2 separate regions of the Mus musculus genome follow, and region 2 is linked to region 1. A link is a loop called in an ENCODE intact Hi-C map of the cell type or tissue named here. Cell type or tissue: heart. All regions are shown on one strand.

Region 1 (8,000 bases):
TGTCCCTATTCCTATGCTACCCTCTATCTGGATGGATGTCCAGTCCCTGCTTGGGTAGGCTGGGGTACAGAAGCAAACCTATTGCTGGATCTAGAGACAGCATGTCCTGTCCTTCCAAAAAAACAATGAATGGAGCAAATCTCTCCCTCCGTAATAACCAATTTTGCACTTGGCAACCTTGTCTAACACAGACAGCTGGTGACACTTTTGACACCCGGGGCCACACACAGAAAGAAAGCAGCCTGGTCGATGCTGCTCAAGAGGAACTGAAGGAATGGGGACAACTCCCGGCTAGGAGAGGTGGGTGCCTTTCACGTAGACTGCAGGGAGTCCACCTGGTAGACGTTCTGGTTGGAGGGCGTGGTGAAGTACAGCTGCGGAGTGGGGACACGGTTGTCACAAGGGCTGCTCAGTCCCAGGGTCCTTTCGAAGTCAAGCAGCTGGCCCATGAAGTTGAAGTTGGGGGAGATGTTGGACTTCTTCATCTTAACAATGTCGTAAGCATCGTTCATGGACAGGTTGAGCTTCTGCATGAGGTACGCCACTGTCACGGTGACAGAGCGGCTGATACCTGCCAAGCAATGCACCAGGACACCACAGTTTTTGCCTCGGGCTTCATCTGCGGGAACACACACAAAAAAAGGCAAGAGTTCACTAGACTGGAAAAAAAAAAAGGAACCAAGCCTTTGCAAAATGCTTAGCCTGAAGTCTGAATTCAGAAGGAATAGTAAACAACAATTATATGTGGCAACTAAGCCCCCGAAGGCACCAGAAAATGTATAACGGGAGATAAACATGCACACTGAACACAATCACATATTTCAGATTATTTCCTGTAAAGGGAGCTTTTGTAGTAAGTTTCTAACAACAAAAAAACTCCTTAATGTGTGTACATTCCTTGCCTCAACTTGTGAATACCAGAAACCCTGCAATCCGGTCCTGAATGCCTCTCATACAGACCAAGCAGACTGCAAGGGTCTATTAAATTATTCTCCCAACTGTTGTGCAGCTAACAATGGGGGTATTCAGGCATTTTAAAAGAGAGAGGGAAGTCACAGGGGACAGCCCATTAGAAGGAACAGGATGTCTACATGGCCTGAAAATGAGTTCCTTTGTAATAGGAAATGCACTACAATGCCTGGAGCTTCGCTTCTCTTAGGCTCTCAGCCCACAGTCCTTCCTGCGGGGGATCAGGTTACCCAGAGGCTCACAGTAACCAGTACCCTGCAGTATCACTCAGCTAGGTAACAGCTAGTATTCAAACTGCTTTCCAACAACTAACTTGGGTGTCCTAAAATAACTCCTAGATATATTTTTTTAATTATAATGCAATACTAGAATTCTTGTCTGCAAGTGAGTGCTTTTAACTCACTCTCCTCTCACATCCTGTCGTCTAGAGATAAGGAAAACATGGCTGATTGGAACAGCCTCCTTTTAAAAGTATGAATTAAATGGCTCAAATAGTCCCCCGATCTGCTACGTCAACGGGCCCTGTTTTCCCTTTAAGCAAGAAGGTAAACAAGAATTAACACTCTTAAAGACAGTAGAAGACCTGCAGTCCAGCAAAACAGCCTGCAGGAAAACAGATTAAGATCTTCAACTCTATGAATGACTGTAAATTAGTCTCACCTATGAAAGAAATGGCCTCAGGGAAAAACTGGGACAGGTTTTGGCTCCAGTGATCCGAGATAGGAATTTGCTTGTATTTGAACTCGCCCGCATTCTCAAACAGATTGGGCAAATTGGGGGTGACATTCAAGATGTACTTGATGCCAAACTCTTCCAACACGTCCAAGTTGGTCGAGTCCTTGGCACAGCCCAGGTAAAGGAAGGGCAAAATCTCCACCGGGAAGGAAGGCTGGCTGTTGGACAGCGGGCTGCCATCAGAGTCCGTTGCACTATTGGGGTCTCGGTCAAGGTCAGACTCAATGTCCGAGGAAGAGTCCGAGCTGATCCGCAGGCCCCCGAGCCCCAGCACTGGCAAAGGCGGGGAACTGCTGCTGCACGAGCCGTCTAGATTGGTCTCGCAGTGCAGGGCGAACTCGGCCTGGAACTTACTGAAGCCACCTGCCAGAAACAAGAAAAGCAATCTTGTAACCGGAGAAGCTGTAGTAATTTACAGCTAGTGAGAAGCACAAAGAACACTATGGACAGGCACCCTAGGAACCCCCGGCAGTGGTAGAAGCACGCTTCAATGCGCACCTTTAGGAACACTACCCGCTGCTTACCCTGGGAACACTTATTCTCCTGAATCTGGAAATGCACAAGATTACTTTTCTTAATATTTCGAGGAGCTGCGAGGTGCCAAGCTGCACCCTGAACTACGTTTCCAGCTCTTGTGAACCTTAATCCTACACCTACCCAAAGAAAGGTGCCTGATTAACCCTTGAAGGAGAAGCTACCACGGTGGCCCAGCTAGCTCCCCTAAGCGCAATGCAAGCGGCGATCGCTACCTCGCTAACATTTTCCCCAGCCTGCAGTCCCAGCCCGGAGCCCTGCACCCGGGGCGCACAACATACCTTCCAGGTAGAACGCCCGGCAGCCCTCGTCTTTGAGTTTCTTGAGCAGCAGCCCGAGGACCGACTCTCCACCAGTGTTCTCATTCCAGTCGCTGCTATTCTCGTCGTACAGCACCACGGTGTCGGTGCCGCAGCGCCTGGTAAAGCGGTCCCGGTCCTCGCAGCGCGTGAAGAGCGCACGCACGGGCAGGTTGCCCTTCTGCAGACGCCGCAGCATGATGCCGGGGATGGCCACATTAATGGCAGATTCGATGTGTGACGACTCGTACAGCTCCTGTGGTCGGCAGTCCATCAGCAGAAGCCGTTCGTTGCCCAGCTCCAGCTGCTCGTTGAGCCACGACACCGTCTTGCAGATCGCCATTTCCGACGCGAAGGGCACGGGTCTGAGCGTATCTATCATGGGGGTCGAGCTGCAGGAGAAGGCGGGGTGCCTAGCAGACGCCCCTCGAGGCAGGCATAGGCCGAGCACGCTGCGCGAAGCTCCCGCTCTCGGAGCGGGGTTTGATTCCGCCTCGCCTTTCCCAAGCCGAGGCTAGCGGTTAGGGAAAGCGACACAGAAGTCAAGTCGGTGGTCCCTCTGCACCAGATCACTCTCCGAGTCAATGAATCTCTCTCTCTGAATGAAGGTGCCCAGTTTTGTTCCTACCCAGTGAATGAAATCCAATTAATTCGGACTCCGTGCCACTGAGAGGAGAAAAAGGGAAAAGAAAAAAAGTCTAGCGGCTCTTAATCCTTCCCTCTGAGGCTGCACCTCGGATCCAACCCGGTGTTTCTCGCCGGATTATTCAAGACTGGGTTTGCTCACAGTCCCTAGGACTCCGCGAGAGCACACCCCCTGTGCGAGGCAGCTCCTCAATGGATACAAACAGCCAGCGTCTCAATGGATACATTCTCTCGGTCAGCCAATGAGCGCGCTGCGGAAGGGGCTGTTGCCGTGGGGACGGGCCGGCTGGAACAGGTTGTGTTGATGAATTGTTAATGAGTTTGTCATTCACAAAAACGGAAAGGAATTTCCGCTCCGGATAAGCCCCAGTGCAAACAAGCTGCAACTGCGGGCTCGGCGGGAGGAAGGAGAAAGAAGAGGAGGCGGCGGTGGAGGAGGAGCAGGGCACATAAACCAGGGCACTAAAGTTGTCTCGTGTTTCCTTCTGTTTAGAGTTCACACTTCGCGTCTAACTCTTGCGCACCAGTAGTGCAATTAGCAAGCACAAAAGCCCTTATTCGCGACGCTTACAATCTTAAGTTAGCCTTAATAAAACTTGAGGGGTTTTCCCCCTTTTTAATTCTCTTTAACGCTAGATCCAAGCCCGCCATAGCGCCGCCCCTGCTCCCCCACCCCCAACCCGGTCCTCCTTTAGATCGTGTGTGGCATTTGTTTGGCTCTTTTAAAAGTCTAGTTCTGTTTGTTCTAATGTCCTTTTAGGCGAGGCTGTGTTGGGACTGGTGGACTGCCTGGGCTTTAGCGACCCAACGAAGTGTTAAATGCTAATCCAACATCTCTAGAAACAAACTAGTGTTTTGTTGAAACATTTTAAAGCAACTAAGCAAACAAGCGTTTGGTTGTCCAGAAAACCAGAAGCGCCCCAACCCCGGGCTTTCTCAACTTTCTTGGCGGCAGCGGAGGGGGGGGGGCGGGTGGTGTAAGCACCCAAAACCTTGTCAGCTATCCCTGCACTTTTCTTCTGCTCCGGTGAAGTGGGGGCATTCTGAGCCATTGTTCCGGAGATCTTGCTCCCCACCACCATCACCGGTCACCCATCGAGCCTGGGGAGTCGAGCTCCTTTAACGATCTGGAGCCAAGAGCAGAGTTTGGTTTCTAAGAGGAACCGGTCTGGCAAGGCAGCCTAGGTTAGGTGCCTGGGACGACAGGCCTCACCAACGTTTCCTGCACCCCGGAGACCTGCAAGCCTGCGGGAACTCAAGCGTAAACAGTGGCGGTTGTGGACAGAGGCCGGTCCCCTATCCTTTCTAGGCTGCAGCGGTCCCCGGGCCCCGCAAGGAGCACGCTAGCAGCTCCAAACGCGCTTGCGCGCTGCGCTTTGGCCGCAGCATTGCTGCTCTGGGGGATGGGGGGGGGGGGGCAGGACACGCGACGACCCCGTGATCGCTTGTAAGGCCGTCGCGGAACCGTCGCCTAGTGAGAGACCTGGAGCGGAAAAGGAGCCAGAGGTGTCCCTGTCTGGACCCCATGGTTCCAGAGTTAGGGTTGGGAAGTCTCATGGGCACCACCCGCAGGCAACTCAGGACGGAGGCGGCACCGGAGCCGGATGGAGGCGTGGCCGGCGGGGGCCGCGACGGCGACAAGAGCGCATCCCCGGCGCGCTCGGTTCTATTGTTATATAAAAGTGCAGAGGCCGCCCCTCCCGGACGGAAAACCACCTGTGTGCGGCGACGGCGGGCCCTGCGGAAGGCGCGCGTCCCGATCCGGTCAGCCCCTCGGGTCCCAGGGAAAGGAGCTGGGCTTTGTCCGGCCGCGACCGGGAGGCGGAAGCGCCGGCTGCGGCCCTTCCCGAATCCGGGGCGCGGAGGGCGTCTAAGGTCACGGGATCTCCCCAGCCCAGCGCCTCGCAGCCGGGTCCTACCTACTGTCGCCCGCAAAGCAATTTGCATTTTTAATCACCCGCCTCTTCCGGGGTTTGGGAAATGTGGGCTAAAACAGGGCGACTTGGAGGTCCAAGTAGCCAATTTTGGAGCCCTCCCGCAGGCAGGCGCCCCAGAAGGAGCGTTTTGATGAAAATGGGGGTTGCCTCCAACCTCTCTCCGCGCCTTTTTTGGGCAGCACTGGGAACAAAACGCCCATATTTCATTGGCTAGCTTCCAACTCCCGCTGGGGTAGGCCTGTGCTGCAGCTGACGCCCCCAGATCCTTCCCCATCTGTTACAGGTTTTCCCACCCTGAGACATTTCAGTCTGTGGGACCAATGGTTAGGAGGAGGGAAGTGGGGTGCTCCGCGGAAACGTGAAGGACAAGCCTCAACCTCCAAACAGAAGAGGGAAGCAGGTTGGGTTTTTCTTTACCAAAATTTGAAGTGAAGCACCAGACAGTTGGGAGGTTGATAATAATATCTTTGCACACTGGTGGAGAGCTCTAAGCATTTGTACCTATGTTTCTGAGTCTGAATTTTTTCCCACTTCCTTCAGGAAATTTGACCTTTCGATCTAACTATATCCAGTTACAGTTTTTTCTCCTTGTCATCTTTCTTGTATTTTACAGGGTCTTTGTAATATTAAGTGGGCACCATGTGTGGGAATGTCATGCCCGTTAGCTGATATGCTTATATGTTTTTGAGCTAACCTGCAAAATGGCTTGAGCACTTTGGGAGGTTTTTTGGCCAAGGTCGGATTTTTTTGTTTGTTTGTTTGCTTTTTTTGTTTGGTTGGTTTTTTGTTGTTGTTTTGTTTTGTTTTTTAATTTCCTGCCCCAAACACTCCCTTTTAAGTCTGCTTGATAGCCTGCCAGGTTCCTCACTTGCAGCTAACCCCTCAAAGGTCTGCTCAGAACAGTTTAATTCACTCTAGTTTAATAATGGGGCAAAGCAGGAGAGAGATGTCCTACTCCAGCTCAAATGACACCTTACCCAGGTTACCTTGGTGGACTGGGATGTCTTAACTTCTTGAGGTTGCCTTTTAAAAAGTTGGTTTACAGGGGCTGGAGAGATGTTTCAGCGGCTAAGGGCACTGATTGTTCTTCCAGAGGACCCGGGTTCAAATCTCAGCCCCCATATGGCAGCTCACAACTGTAACTCCAGAATCCCATACCCTCATACAAACATACATGAAGGCAAACTACCAATGCACATTTTAAAAAAATGTTTTCGGCTCATTACACCGAGACAGATGAAAGAGTTTATGGAACGGTGCTGTAGGGTGGACACGGCCTTGTTTCTGTGTCTCCCTGAGTAATTTTGTGCAGTCTTTAGAAAACCTAACACAAGTTAGGTAAGGAAGATGAAGGAATTGACCCGAGGCTAAACTAAAGCAGAGAAGGTGCTCAGGGCTTGAGGCCAGAATTGAGGTGACCACGTCCAAGGATCATTAAGCTCCTACTTCCTGCTAAGACACAAAGATTTTAACTTGCCTAAGTTGTACATTTCAGCTTTTGACCACAGGTTCTGTTGCACACACTGCACGTACGTTAAGGGAGGGTAAGGCTCCGTGGCACACACCAGTGGTTTTCTTCACTAGTCAACCATTCACAAGATTAATAGTTCTTTCTTCCTTAGGGTATGTATCGTGGGTTCTAACTCTCACAGTTCCTTAGCTAGGAGCATGGGCCTGAATTCAAACCTTACCTGTATGACTCACCAATATGGAGGCAGCCCTGGGCCTCACTTCACTTCTTCACTCACTTCATTTCTTCTCTCACTCCACGTTTTAGGGAAGTAGTAGGAATGAAATCCGTATGACAAGCCGGTAAAGTACTGGCTTTTCTTGTAAGTATGAGGACTCAAGTTTGATCCCCAGAACCCATGTTGTTTTGTTTGTTTGTTTGTTTGTTGTTTTTAAATAATATAATTGAAGCCGGGCAGTAGTGGCGCATGCCTTTAATCCCAGCACTTGGGCGGCAGAGGCAGGCAGATTTCTGAGTTCGAAGCCAGCCTGGTCTACAGAGTGAGTTCCAGGACAGCCAGGGCTACACAGAGAAACCCTGTCTCAAAAAAAAACCCAACCCATTATCTATCTATCTATCTATCTATCTATCTATCTATCTATCTATCTATACATTAATAATAATAATAATAATAAATTGAAAATAAACCAATGCTTGCAACACTAGCACTAAGGAAGTAGTGATAGGAAGATCACAGGCGCTCACTAGCCAGCCAACCCCGTCTAGTTGGTAAGAGACCCTGTCTCAAAAATCAAGGTGCGCATGAGTCCTGAGGAGCAACATCTGAGATTGTCTTCTGGCTCCAAAGCACACTGGTGACCTCACACTCATATATGAAAATACATACAAAAATAGGTTTTTCATTCTTGTTTTTTGTTTTTTTTTAAACTAAAGATTGCTTCCCTTCCTTGAGCGCACCTTCCCATCAGTCCAGAAATACAACAGTGATGTATGGTGCGAGAAAGTAGAAGTGCTGTGTGGAAAGCTAAGCAAGAAGGGGAATCCATAAACGTGTAAAGTTGGGAATATATGTATTTGCTTAAAGGACATTTAGGAATATGAATAGTTTCTCAAATGAATATGGAGATAAGAGACAACTTAGAAATGTAGGATACAAAGAAAGTGACTTCTCCCCCTCTGCTCCACCCCACCCCACCCCACCCCACCCCCACCCGTGTTACTGGAGATCGATTGGAAAGAGCGCGTGGTCCTTTTTAAATTATTTATTTTGAGAGAGTCTTGCTGAGTTACCCAGGCTGGCCTTAAATTCATTCTAGAGCCCACACAGGCTTTGCTTGAACTTGGAAGTCTTTTCCTCGGCCTTTACCATTTAAAATAACAGACTTGCTGCCCCAGTCCCCACAAAAATGA
Region 2 (8,000 bases), 90 kb after region 1:
TCTACCCAGTTACTAAGTCAGCCTTCTTTTAACTAAGTCACCACTACAGTGGTGAAGCATGGATGTGGTTTAAACAATGTGGGGAATGAAACTAAAACTAGGATTCTAAGGGACAAGGTAGGTGGCTGGGGTCTGAAGTGTTTGGGGAGCAAGGAACTCAGAGTTAGAACTTGGTCCAGACCAGGTATTGCTGGCCGTCCACACCTCCTAGTTGTGTAATGCTGGGCAAACAGCCTAACCTCTGTAAGGCTGATGTGCAAGGAGAGACTGTATGTGATGCTTAGGCAAGGAGGTAAAATGCTAAGCAGTGCATGAGAAGTGGTGGCTGTGTTTATGGGGACCACAGGAATGCGCTGAGGATACCTGTAAATCTGACTCAGCAAAGCTGTTAAATACCCACCTATGCCACCTCACTCCTCGGAGAGTGACACAAGCTATCAGCGTTGGCAATTATTCTCAAATTATTTTTATAAGCTAACACTCAGCCACAGAGTGCTCCGGTGGGCTGTTTTCTGGGAACTGGCTGAATAATCCTAAAGTTTATATAGATAGAGAGGGAGAAATGGGCATTTTTAAAGCCAAACAACTAACAAGGTATTGGTAAAGAACAAACAGAAAAATAAAACGGAACAGAGGCCATCAAAGGGAAGCCATGTCTTAGGGAATCACACAGGCAAGAAACAACGTGGACTGAGCACACGCTTTAAATATAAATCTGTATCTGACAACTCAACTAACCTTCAAAGACAAAAAACTTACTGTTAGAAATAAAACTTTAAAAAGAATACCTAGAGATAGATTTTGGAGTTTCTGAGGGATTTTTGTAAAGAATTAAAACAAATGTTAAAGACAGAAGAAGAATTTTCTAAATGTCAACACAGCTATCAAGAGTTCGGACAAAAATGATAAATGAGGGAAACTTATTTGTAGCTTCCACTAAAAGGTCAACTTTTTCAATTAAAATAACTTACAAATCAATTTTTAAATGACCAAAACTATAGGCAAATGAGAAGTCTATATAAAATGTATACACAAAATGTAGACAAAAGACAGGCTGAAAAGCATAGAGGAACTAGAGAAATCCCTAAAATTGAAATTAACTTGGTAATACTTCCTGTTTATCAAACCTGTTAATGCTTTACAAATTTCTAATAATCAGAAATAAACAAAAGGCCGGGAAGTTGGCTCAGCAGGTAAAGGCACTTGCCACCAAGCCTGACAGCCTGAATTTCCCTGAGCCCCAGAAGGCACAGGGTGGGAAAAGAGAACTGTCTCCCACTACGTATCCTCCGCCTCAGCGTCCATATTCCCATGTGCACGTTCTGCCCTCCAACACAGAAATGTAATGGAGTTTGCTGTGAGACAGCATTCCCTAGTAATGTCAGGAGCTACACGCAGGAAGTTACACTAGCACATCTGCCCACAGATAGGCTGAACAGGGACATGTCAAAGTGGACAGGGAGAAGTCCACGAGGCCCCAATCTGACACAAAGCGCCAGCTGAGGGATGTTGAGAATGCGAGAGGTGTCTGCAAGAAAAAGCACACCAACTTGGCATCCAGGGTCAAAGGGCAGCCCCGAAAACCCACATCCAAGTACCGTGGCATGGACTGAGTAGGTGAGATTAGGGACATATGTGTACACATACATGCACGGGATAACAGTACAAGAGGACATGGATTTGAAAGGGAGTAGGGAGGGGTACATGAGAGAGATTGGAGGGAAGATGTGTGCGCTGGGAACTGAACTCTGGCTTTCTCCTGACTACCGAGACATCTTTCCAGGACATCTTAGATATTACTACAGAGACCAAATATTTGTATACATGTTTCAGAGTGAAATTAATGCTCGGATTCTCTGTTTAAAAGGCTCTATCCTCTGGTCCAACAGCCCCTCATATGGCATAGAGAGGATTTCTTGGAAGCATATCCATGTTCGGAACTGTGCTGTGAAGCAGACTGGCACTTCTGCACGTCACGGTATCTCCTGACAGCAGTCCCTTTAGGCTTTGCAAAGGGAAACCACGACATGGAGACGGCAGGTCAATGGAGTGGAGACTTGCTTCCGAGCCCCTGAGCCTGGAGGAACAGGTCTCTTCTCCAGGATTCTGGATTCTAATAATCCCAGGGTCTGTCTGGAAGACTACATCAACGGGTGAACAATATCTGTTTCTGGCAAGATACAGCACATTTGTCTTGCCTTCTAAGTTTTTCAAGTATCATTTATTCTTTATAGAAAATTTGCTGTAGTAGAAGCAAATATTACACATAACTAAAAGCACATATTACAATGTCAAGTAGAGATCAAACTCTAGCTTCATTATTTGATGACCAGATGGACTTGGGTAAATTACACCAATGAGGTGAGACTATGATGTACGAAGGCTCAGAGAAGGAATTTTGTTCAATGGATAAACACACTTTTTCCTATTACAAACTTAAAATTACACACACACACACACACACACACACACACACACACACAAAACAAATTCTTTTTTTTTTTTTTTTCCCCGAGACAGGGTTTCTCTGTATAGCCCTGGCTGTCCTGGAACTCACTCTGTAGACCAGGCTGGCCTCGAACTCAGAAATCTGCTTGCCTCTGCCTCCCGAGTGCTGGGATTAAAGGTGTGTGCCACCACACCCAGTTCCACAAATTCTTTTTATATGGTATTTAGCGGATTTTCACTGTGACATAGAAAAATATTAAGTTTTGTTCCTTAAATTTTATTTTCAAACAGTTTCAAATTAGAGAAATGTTGCTATAAAAACAACAGAACAACAACAATTCTAATAATAACTTAGATTCTGTAATTTTGTTACAATTGTCATCTAGTTCTCCATCTACACCAAATCTTCTGACAAGTTGCTGGCACTGTGCACTTTTACCTGGATTATTACAATACTGTGTTCTAAGGAAAAGGCCATCCCTGACATAACTATGGCATTACTATGAAAACCAGCAAACTTAGCATTGGTATTCTCATCTAAAATTCAGTCTCTGTTGAATATTTGTCAATTTTCTCCTCTTGGTGGGGAGGTTGAACCTACTCCTCAAGTAAGACAAGCCATTGTCAATCAGATGCTGTAGAAGTGTTCTGGAGAAAGAGTTTCTACATGACCAGGATCCAGTAGAGAATTACACTGCATTAGCCTGCATTTAGCTGTGATTAAACACAGGATTCCACATAATATTCCATCGACTGACATACTACCCTTCTAGGTAACAAACACCTTTTAAAGGACACTTGTTTTATCTTCTTTTCTTGCTGGTTTTGTTACAAACACTGCTGGGATAAGCACTCCTTTGTATTTACATCCTGGTCATCCTTCAGGGTGACTCACTATGTATCATTTAGGGTCTAGCTGAGCAGCAGTAGCTGGAATGGTCGCTTTAACAGGAGGAACTCCCTATAGAGGTTTAGAAGTTTTCTTTAAAGGTGAGAGAAGTTTGGAAATAAGATGAGGTAGCAAATCCATCGACTAACTAACGACCTTTCTAAGGCCGGGGAACAAAGGGAAAGACTGGCTCTCAGATCCTAGACATTCAGAGGGACCCTGTGAAGCAAAACACTGTGTTCCCAAGGAGAGAGGAGGAATGTTCATTAAAAAGACATGTTGGAGAGGAAGAGGAAATGCCTGACATTCCTTCTCCAGCTCCTCTTCAACTTAACACAAACAAGTAAAGAACTGTACTACCAGAACCACAGAAACCCACCCAAAACTGCGATAATTTGGAGAAAGCTTAAAAGTACATATAAAATCGGAGTCTTATCGTTATCTCAAGGGAAGAAAACGAAAATGCCATAGGAATAAAAAAAAAAAAAAAGAAATCAAATTACTCTGAAATATTTGTCAAATGTAAAAGTCCAATCAAAGCATTCTGAAGTTTAAGTCCTGCACTGGCTGCCTGGCTCGGCAATACTGTTCTTTATCTGTGTTTGAGGATGTATGTGTCACATATGAGATCTTCTGTGATGTCTGACTGTCCCCAAAAGAAGGGAACTGACAAGAGACAGAACTAAGCAAGATCTAGTGCTGGCCTCAGTAGCCAAGACAATAAGGTTGTAAATCTCTCGGGATTTCACTAACTGTGAATCTAAGGACTGACAGACAGAAAGTGTACTTTAGCAGGCCACCCCCTCCCACCATGGAGCTCATTGTCAAAGAAGGATCAGGGCTAACTCCTCTATCTAAGCAGTACTCCAAAACTCAAACTCTAATGGGCACCATGCACAGAGGGCAATAAGTCAGGTCACTTTATTGCACAGCCCTGCAGATGGCCCGGAACTCCTCTGGGTGGCCAGGAAGCTCTTCACGCTGACATCCTCCAGGAGACAAGCATTTTCGGAGTGCTACCCCTGAGTAATTAATTTCCTGTGTGAAAGCTCGCTGCTGCCCTTGCATTCCTCAGGGTGCATGTGCTCTCATCTCAGAGGATGTTGCTTTTCCACAGGAAGAGGAAGGAACCAGTTGTCACTGGATGTGTGGGCTGAGCACGGCGGGCATTTTCCGCATGCCTTCGCCTCAGCTGTGGGAACTGGGGACGCAGCTTGGATTCCCGGCCAGAGAGGAGGCTGGTGGTGTCTCTGGGGCAGAGGCACAGTTTAGAAACACAGTACAGCAGGAAGTTAGAGGCAGAAATAAGATCTGCAGCTTCCACACCCGCAGTACCCAGAAATGTGCGCACTTTCTAAAGGGATTTGCAACATCTATTTACTTTGTTAGGCAGCCAATTGCATATTACAAGAAATTCTTTTGTAGAGTTTCCTGTTTTAAAAGATACATTTAACAGAGAAAAAGAAACCTCTCTTGTCACAGAAGTAAAGAAACAGAACAAAGTACTAGCTAACAAGGACAATTTATAAAAATTTGATTTGTATACAGTTTTTGGTAAATTCATTGAATTTTCCTTCCCTGTGACTTTGAAAAATAAAGAAGCTCAAATTAGCAATTTTAGGGGGGAGGGAAATACACCCCAATCATGTAACTTAGACTTCCTGTCATGATTTTTACTGCAGAGTCGATTACTGTAGGTGGGAAATGGCGCTCTTGGCCTACACCATTTTCCTTCACAGAGAGAAATTGAACAAAAGATAATGGGAACTCCACGCAGAGAAAGAAGCCATGCTCCTTTAACACACCAAACATTCCTGTTGGTGCTGCTTTAAAGTCAGTTTCAGAGAGGACGGGGAAGGGCCAGTTCCGCACTGAAGCTTTAGCCGTTTCCCTAACAGGAGGCTGCTGTGCTTTAAGGACAAGGACCTATGGGATCAGGAAAATCTCCGTTTCTGTTTCTTCTGTTTTAAAGACTGTATCTGGAAAAAAGAAAACATGTTTCCTACCTGAAGGAGGCAGGTGGAGATGCAGTACAGGAGCAAGACAGACACCTCAGAGCACCCAGACAGACACCTCAGAGCACCCAGACAGACCCCGAAAAGCACCCAGACAGACACCGAAAAGCACCCAGACAGACACTGCAGAGCACCCAGACAGATACTGCAGAGTACCCAGACAGATACTGCAGAGCACCCAGACAGATACTGCAGAGCACCCAGACAGATACTGCAGAACACCCAGACAGATACTGCAGAGTACCCAGACAGATACTGCAGAGCACCCAGACAGATACTGCAGAGCACCCAGACAGATACTGCAGAACACCCAGACAGATACTGCAGAACACCCAGACAGATACTGCAGAGCACCCAGACAGATACTGCAGAACACCCAGACAGATACTGCAGAGTACCCAGACAGATACTGCAGAGTACCCAGACAGATACTGCAGAGTACCCAGACAGATACTGCAGAGTACCCAGACAGATACTGCAGAGTACCCAGACAGATACTGCAGAGCACCCAGACAGATACTGCAGAGCACCCAGACAGATACTGCAGAGTACCCAGACAGATACTGCAGAGTACCCAGACAGATACTGCAGAGTACCCAGACAGATACTGCAGAGTACCCAGACAGATACTGCAGAGTACCCAGACAGATACTGCAGAGTACCCAGACAGATACTGCAGAGCACCCAGACAGACACCTCAGAGCCACCCAGACAGACACCTCAGAGCACCCAGACAGACACTGCAGAGCCACCCAGACAGACACTGCAGAGCCACCTAAACAGTGCTTGAAAACACACCAACCTGCCCGTTTACTGTAAGCCAACAACATATTTGGTTTTTAGAAATCATATGTGCTAAACTTACAAATCAAATGCAGCCTTATTCGCTGTAGCAAAGTTTAAAAACCTTAAAGAGAACCTGACCTTCTCCAAATGACGCCGTGAGTAAGCCTGGGGACGTAGTACAGGGAGAGGGAAGGAAGGCTGGGTGCCAGCGCCCCGTGACTTACGGGCGCTCCTGCATTATTCTTAAAACTATTTATTTATATTATCTGTGTGGACGTTTACGCTGCATGCAGAAGAAGATGGGTGCCCTGGAACGGGAGTTACAGATAGTTGTTAGTGGTCAATGTGGGTGCTGGGAATTGAACTCGGGTACTTTGGAAGAGAAACCAGTGCTCTTAACATACTCTCCAGCCTGCACGTGCATCTAAAGCTGTCAAAGTTGTACATTTTGGCTGAGGGACATTTGAATTTGCAGACACTGTGTTCTTTCAAATAAGTCCTTCCAAATCTTTGCTTACATAAGCAGTTAGGAACTGAAATAACTCTGAACTAGTTACACAATGTTGTCTAGTAACCAGGATGTACTGTTGCCACAACACCCGTGGAAATATTCTGTCTGCAAGTCTACTCTCCCTGTGTCCGCAGATGTGTCAACACAACATTGCTTTATAGGTAGTATGTACCATATGGTCCATGAAAGTGGGCAACGGCTCTCTTCCCTCAAACAGGCTGATGTAAAAAATCTTTTGCAAAAGAGAAACCAAGCGTGCTCTGCTGAGAAATGTGACTCTAAATGACATTTAGCAGGGCACTCCCCAAAGTCACAGAAAAGGCAGAGAATTTCCTTCCCCTGGTTCCAGAACCTAAGACAAGAAAACTATGATTATTTTTCTGTCCTTGGCTCTTTGTCAAAATGAGGTTGAGGCAGAAGATATTCCCAGCTGCCCTGAGATTATGCAAGGCTACACCTTACTGTCCCCTGGGAGAGGAGATAGGGAATCCCACAGCTGACATCCAATCTGTCAGGAAATCCTCTTGGCTCTGCCTTCAAAATATCTTCAGAAGCCTGCCATCTCTGACCCTCCCTTGCTCCTGCCTGTGTCAAGCCACTACTGCCTGAAGTCCATTAGTTCCTTAGTTTTCTAGGTCCTTGCCCCCAGTGCCACTGCGGCACTTACTCAGGCGGCACCTGCCATGTGACAGGTGTCTTGACCACACTCCTGCAGCCTCTCGCTATTGCCCAGAGTGCTTTTCTGCACTTTTGCAGCGTTTTTGATCCACTATCCTAAAAAGACTCTGTTTTTAACTGAGACTTCCCTGTTTCTCTGAGTGGGATGTAGAATTGAACTTTTCTGGACAGGTTTTAATTTATTGCTTCCTTTTCATTTCTTTAAAGCTGAGAATGGGGAATGACCACGGAGCAGTTCCTCAAGAAATACTTATTGCGGGAGGGACATGGACGCATATGAGAGCGAAGCCTGGCAGGATTCGGCCATATCTGCCACCTGTTGGTAAGGCAATGTAAAGGCCCCAATGTGCCACCTGTGAAGGAAAAAGGCTAAGGCAAGACAATCTCCAAGCCAGCTCAGGGAGGGAGGAACAAGGAGAGACCGTATGCGGGTGGGGGTGGGGAGACAGGATGCAAGGAGGAGGGATCAGAAGTAGATTACTGTGCATTTTATTATCATGGTGCACATTTTCAAAAAATTTTAAAGGAACATACTTGCATTCTTACCTGAAATATTCCAGTTTGAAAACACACAAACAAACTACAATAACAAATCCTACCCATCTCTGCTCAGGCTAACGGCTGATTTCTCTGGGAAAAGTCTTCTATTGCCTTCTCTAGGTGACTGATCATC

What was found. Peaks named below come from ENCODE experiments on the same cell type or tissue, not always from the same donor. Only the 100,000 strongest peaks of a DNase experiment are listed, where the experiment ranks them.
Region 2: it touches region 1 in a loop (4-fold over the local background); 14 of 42 quality-filtered maps call a loop at or near these places.

The regions. Positions count from the first base shown.
Region 1 is chr10:99,258,611-99,266,610 of GRCm38, reverse strand. Dusp6 (dual specificity phosphatase 6) reads right to left here and starts at 3,380. Exons shown (of 3, transcript NM_026268.3): 1 at 2,520-3,380; 2 at 1,630-2,067; 3 at 1-619. The coding sequence starts at 2,919. The coding sequence ends at 312. In heart, CTCF peaks have their summits at 3,551 and 4,752; DNase peaks (open chromatin) are centred at 1,120, 2,830, 3,430, 4,800 and 1 weaker place; H3K4me3 peaks cover 5,991 bases; H3K27ac peaks cover 6,189 bases.
Region 2 is chr10:99,168,677-99,176,676 of GRCm38, reverse strand. All of the region lies in intron 10 of Poc1b (POC1 centriolar protein B), which reads right to left. Among named protein-coding and RNA genes, the nearest start is that of Gm34574, 59 kb to the left of the region's middle. In heart, a CTCF peak has its summit at 7,622; DNase peaks (open chromatin) are centred at 4,536, 6,746 and 7,176; H3K4me3 peaks cover 617 bases; H3K27ac peaks cover 2,391 bases.